Regions from separate parts of the Mus musculus genome. Here region 1 is linked to region 2. A link is a loop called in an ENCODE intact Hi-C map of the cell type or tissue named here. Cell type or tissue: left cerebral cortex. All regions are shown on one strand.

Region 1 (2,500 bases), 65 kb after region 2:
ACTATGAAGTGGGGTACTGTCCAATGTGACAACGTGCAACATGACACTCAGACATGCTGACTTTATTCATTAATAACAACCATTCCCCCACAAATAAGCATCTAAATTAGGAAAAACAAAAGTGTTTCAAGTTGAAACTGTCGTTGCTCTGGGAGAGTAAAAGACAATTCTTGCTCTACGGCCCTTTTCTTCATTCTTTCAAAACTGGATTTTTTTTTTAAGCTTTCAAATTCTTTTAATTAAAAAAAATGCCTAATGTGTCTTACTTACTTTGGGGTTTTCTTAACAAAGAACTATTCTTGTCCTCCTAAACCAACCTCGTATTAAAAAAAAAAAAAAAGAAAAGAAAGAAAGAAAAAGAAAAGGAGAAAGTTAAACTTTATACAGGATTTGTCTTTGAAGTTATGAGTCGCTAAAGAAGTAATTCATTTATACTAAAGATCTTGCCATTCCTAACCGTACTTTAGATGAGTATCTCGTATTTATTTACGAAGACTCTATTGAGTAATTAAAGCCACGGACGTAGTGAGTTTAGGAGCACAGAATTTATATGACAGAGTGCTTTCGAAAGGTATTTATTCGCAGTAGCATATAAAATTTTTTAATAATCCTGTCAAATATGTTCATGAATAATTTATTAATCTCCCAATTGTTAACTACCGGGCGTGCACACACCCGCCTGTGTCCTGCACATCACGCAGAAATCTACTGCCATGTTCCTGAAGTGACAAAGACAAGGTAAAACTGGTATATTTAAGATGTCCTCAGCCTCACAAAAGGGCAGCGCTGCGGGTCAGGCTGGCGAGTTAACACACGCACTCAGTCTCCCGTTGTCCCGAAGCCCAGCTTCTGGCCACACTCGCGGCGGCGGGGTTCCCGCGCCTCCCTGCACCAGGCCCAGTGGGGACAGAGCTGGTGCGGTCCCAGGTGAGCGCCAAGCGGGACCAATGGGCGTCCGCGCTCGCCGCGGCCGAGGCCAGCGCCTCCCAGACCGTGCGAGAGGCCGGCGCGTCCCGCCCGAGGCCCGCAGGGCGGCTGAGACGAGAGGCCCAGCCGCCGCCCGAGCTTCACCCGAACCCTCCCGAACCTCCCCGAGGCGTCGCCCGAACCTCTCCGAACCGTCCCGAGCCGTCGCCGAACCTCCCCGAGCCGCCCCGCCGCGGGTGCGCGCGCCCGATCAGCTGGGCGCGCGCCCCGAGTCACGTGGTGTGCGTGTCGAAGGTCACGGCGCGCTCACAATGGAGCTCTCGGAGTCTGTGCAAAGAGGCATCCAGACGCTGGCGGATCCCGGTTCCTTTGACTCCAACGCCTTCGCGCTTCTCCTCCGGGCGGCTTTCCAGAGCCTGCTGGACGCCCGGGCGGACGAGGCCGCGCTAGGTAAGCGGCTCTCCCGCCGCCGCGGCCTGGGCGGAGGGGCGCCCGGCAGAGCCGCCAGCCCGGCGCCTTGGGCACAGCTCCGGCCCGGGCAAGTCCCCGGTTTTCGCCCAGCCCGACTGTGGGGACCCGAGCGGGCCCTGAGCGCCGCTGTGCCCCCGCAGGGCACCTACACGGGGCCAGCTCTACGCTCCTGGCCTGGTTTCCCTGCCAGACTGTTTCTTTGTTCCTTTGTAAAGCCGTGTTCAAGTCTAGTTTGTGGCCTAAATGTGTGGGGGTTTTCAGCCTCCTCGGAGGCTGCAGCTGTTTTGACACTTGGACTTCAACTGGGGAGGTCCTGTGATTCAGCCTCCCCCAGCTGGGCTGGAGGGGGTTGAAAAGGCAGTTTCCGAAGCAATGGCTGGGTCAGACAGCACTGACATTTTCCAACCTACAGAACACCTCCGGATTCTCTGATCACTCCAGCACGGGCGTTCAGAGTGTTAAGCCCAGGTTATTCGTCCAGAACCCTCAAGTAGGGCGCCTAATGTTTTGTTCTGCAGCGGCTACCAGGAAGAGAGACTATTTAAAATGTCTGGTCGCAGACTGCAATTGTCATAATGGATTAAGAGCGTACTTTAAGACAAATCACTTCTAGATAATTCCCTCAAATCTATCAACACATTCCAGAACTCCTTGGGTCTCCACACCCCCCCCCCCCGTTTCATACTAGATACTTGGACAACAAGTATGAAAGTGGAAGCTGTTCTTAAAGCCCCCCCCCCCCCCCAATTAACCACTACCTGGTTTATCTCGAAGCTGTGTGTGTGTGTGTGAGAGAGAGAGAGAGAGCGAGGAGAGGTGGGGGGACTTGAAGATATTAATGGGATTTTGATATTTCTGTTGTGCATGCTAATGTATGCCCTCCTATCAAGCTTCTTTGATGTATTTATGTTCATGGAGTCAATTGCTCTAAAATGTCTTTTGAAAGTTGTTCATTTTGAAATTTACTGTGTAAACTACCTTCAGTTTCTCCTTTGCTTTCAGTCCATCCAGCAACCACTGCCCCCCCTTTCTTTGAGGTATTTAAAAAAAAAATACTAAGACGAAATAAAAGAAGGTAATTGAAAAGAGAGTGACAGCAGAT
Region 2 (2,500 bases):
AGAAGGAAAGAATTCCCTAAGCCATGCTTATGAAGAAATTCTATGTTTATAATCAATATTCTAAAAAATTCTTATTTATATCCTTGTGTTTCTGTGTTGGTATCTGCACATGTGTGCAGAAGCCAGAGAGGGCATCAGATCCCCTGGGGTTGGGTCACAGGTGGATGGGGGTGCTGGGAAGGGTCCTTGGGAATAGCAACCAGCACTCCTAACTATCTCTCCAGCTGCATAATCAACATTTTAATAAAGTTTTCTTTTTCTCCAGTTGGTATTTAATGTATCTGAAATTTAACTTGTATGTAATGGAAGAAATAAAATTTTTAGTGAGTGTTTTTAAATGAGAATAAATGAGGAAGACTAAATATTGCTTGTAATCTGTAAATGCTGATTTAAACTACCCTTGTCTGCATACTACCTTGAATACATTTAATACTCAGAAAACATGTTCTGGCCACTTTTTTTTCAGCAATGTGGATTGCTTAGACTATGTACAAAGTTGGCCTTTTAAAGTCATATAAGTTGTGCTTAATTTTTACTGCTTTGAGCAGGAAACAATATCTTAATAGGATTAACTTTATTTAAGTACTGAATTATTCCAATTAAGTTGGAAAACAAAAATGACTTCTCCAATGATGCCCATTTTTAGAAAGCTCATCTGGGAACTCTCTGTACTCCTAGGCAAGTGCATTTACCATTTACCAGAAGAAATGCATACAAGACATTTTAATCTACTTTCAATGATTCTGGAAGTCAGGTTCTCAAATCAAAAGAATGTTTGCTGCCAGCTTTCACATCTATGATTTGAAGTTACCACTCTAAGTTTAGCAAGGCCTGGCTGTATTGCTAAGTCTCATGCCAAGACCTGTGAGCTTTCTCCCCTTTTGTAAATAGCCTGAAAAGAAGTACTTAAAACCTGATTTTAATTGAAGGCAATCAATATAAACCAAGGAAACTGTTTTGTTTTAAATGAGACACCCTGTAAGTTCTGCTCAGAACAATTCCCCTTGGTTTTTTTTTTTTTTCTTAAGAGTCTCAGAAATTTAATCTTTCAAATATTTCCAGGAATTCCAAAATCTATCACACAAAGGAGGAACACCTTCGTTTTGTTCTGGAGTGAGGGGGACAGAATAGAATGTTCTTGAAAATGTGAATCTAGAAGGTTAAAACATAGTTGGAAAGGTGAATTATTTTATTTTCAGTTTCTATATATAGACCAACTTCCCCCATTATGACTGAAAGAAATGTCTCAGACAGCAAATGATGTCATTGCCTCCGTTGACTTGAAATGCTTCTATCATCTGCTTGAAAAAAAACAAAGAATCCAACCCAGCTACCTCACAGAGAAACGCCTCCTCAATGAGACTTTTCAGGAAGACACTTGTCGCTAGTCCCGCAGCCAAGAGACTTCAAAATCACACTGCTTCTCAGAGAACTCCCCACGGACCACCATTTAGGAATAATTTTAATTCAAAATCAGCATTCTTGAGTTCAGATAAGTGGGGGGAGGGAGAAGGAGAGGGAGAGGGAGAGAGAAAAGGCGATAAGTATAAAAAGTGAATAATTTAAAAGAAACACCTAACCACCTTACTGCTTGGGAGTCCCCGTGTTTAACGGGAAAAAAAACACGAATTAATATCTCTGTCTTCTTTGCCGGTCTCTCTACAACTCATCTCTGGAAGTCTGTCCAGAAAGACGATTCTGATTCCTAGTCTATTGAAATACAGTGCAAAACTCCCAGTTGCAATAAAAGAAAAGAAAGCACGGGAGGAAGCCAACTAGCTAACCAAAACCAGAAAACAAGAAAGAGAAGGAAGGAGGGAGGGAAAGAGACAGAGAGACAGGGACGGGTCAGACAGAGACACAGACAAAGAGAGAGGAGACAGAGAGGGAGAGAGAGAGAGAGAGAGAGAGAGAGAGAGAGAGAGAGAGAGAGAGAGAGAGAGAGAGAGAGAGAGAGAGCGCTAATCTCCTTGCAGCAGGAGACAACAGCACCCCACCCCAAGAAGTCCCCCTCCGCTGCTGGGGAGCACTGGGCACACAGTGGCTTCTGAGGTCACCAGCTTGCCACCCTGGCCCTTGGCAGCCTAGGCTCGCACCTGGACGCCCTCTCTAGCCCACACTCAACAGGAGAGAGGGAGGAAGGGAGGGAGAGAGAAAGAGAGAGAGCGAGAGAGAGCAAACGACAGACAGAAAGACAGACAGACAGAAAAGAGAATGGCCCACCTGTGAGCCCAGCAGGCAAGAAACGCGCCGGCCACAGACTCAAAATGGAGAAAGAGGAACCGAGAGGGACAGGAAGGAGGGAGACACGGGAAGGGACAGTAGGATAAAAACTGTTCAGGGTCCGCGGGTTAGAGGATGCCAGATGGAGAACCCAGGAGTGGAAAGCCAGAGCACCAGGAAGAGCGAGGAGGCCGAGGCAGTGCTCCAGCCAGGCTGCTCCGGTGTCCAGGCTCCATTTCCAACAGCGCCATATTCGTGCAGCCCTTTGTCGTGGTTG

The links. A loop is a pair of places that touch in the nucleus more often than their neighbours do. Peaks named below come from ENCODE experiments on the same cell type or tissue, not always from the same donor. Only the 100,000 strongest peaks of a DNase experiment are listed, where the experiment ranks them.
Region 1: it touches region 2 in a loop (2.2-fold over the local background); 9 of 42 quality-filtered maps call a loop at or near these places.

What each region holds. Positions count from the first base shown.
Region 1 is chr2:18,671,227-18,673,726 of GRCm38, forward strand. Commd3 (COMM domain containing 3) reads left to right here and starts at 1,209. Exons shown (of 8, transcript NM_147778.4): 1 at 1,209-1,377. The coding sequence starts at 1,239. It overlaps Gm33355 (a long non-coding RNA gene), which reads right to left and starts at 1,178. Exons shown (of 2, transcript XR_374026.2): 1 at 1,110-1,178. In left cerebral cortex, no CTCF peak of the experiment used is centred here; DNase peaks (open chromatin) are centred at 1,151 and 1,644; H3K4me3 peaks cover 1,692 bases; H3K27ac peaks cover 1,418 bases.
Region 2 is chr2:18,606,011-18,608,510 of GRCm38, forward strand. No RefSeq gene overlaps it. Among named protein-coding and RNA genes, the nearest start is that of n-TNgtt9, 20 kb to the left of the region's middle. In left cerebral cortex, no CTCF peak of the experiment used is centred here; DNase peaks (open chromatin) are centred at 1,403, 1,661 and 2,451; H3K4me3 peaks cover 1,017 bases; H3K27ac peaks cover 431 bases.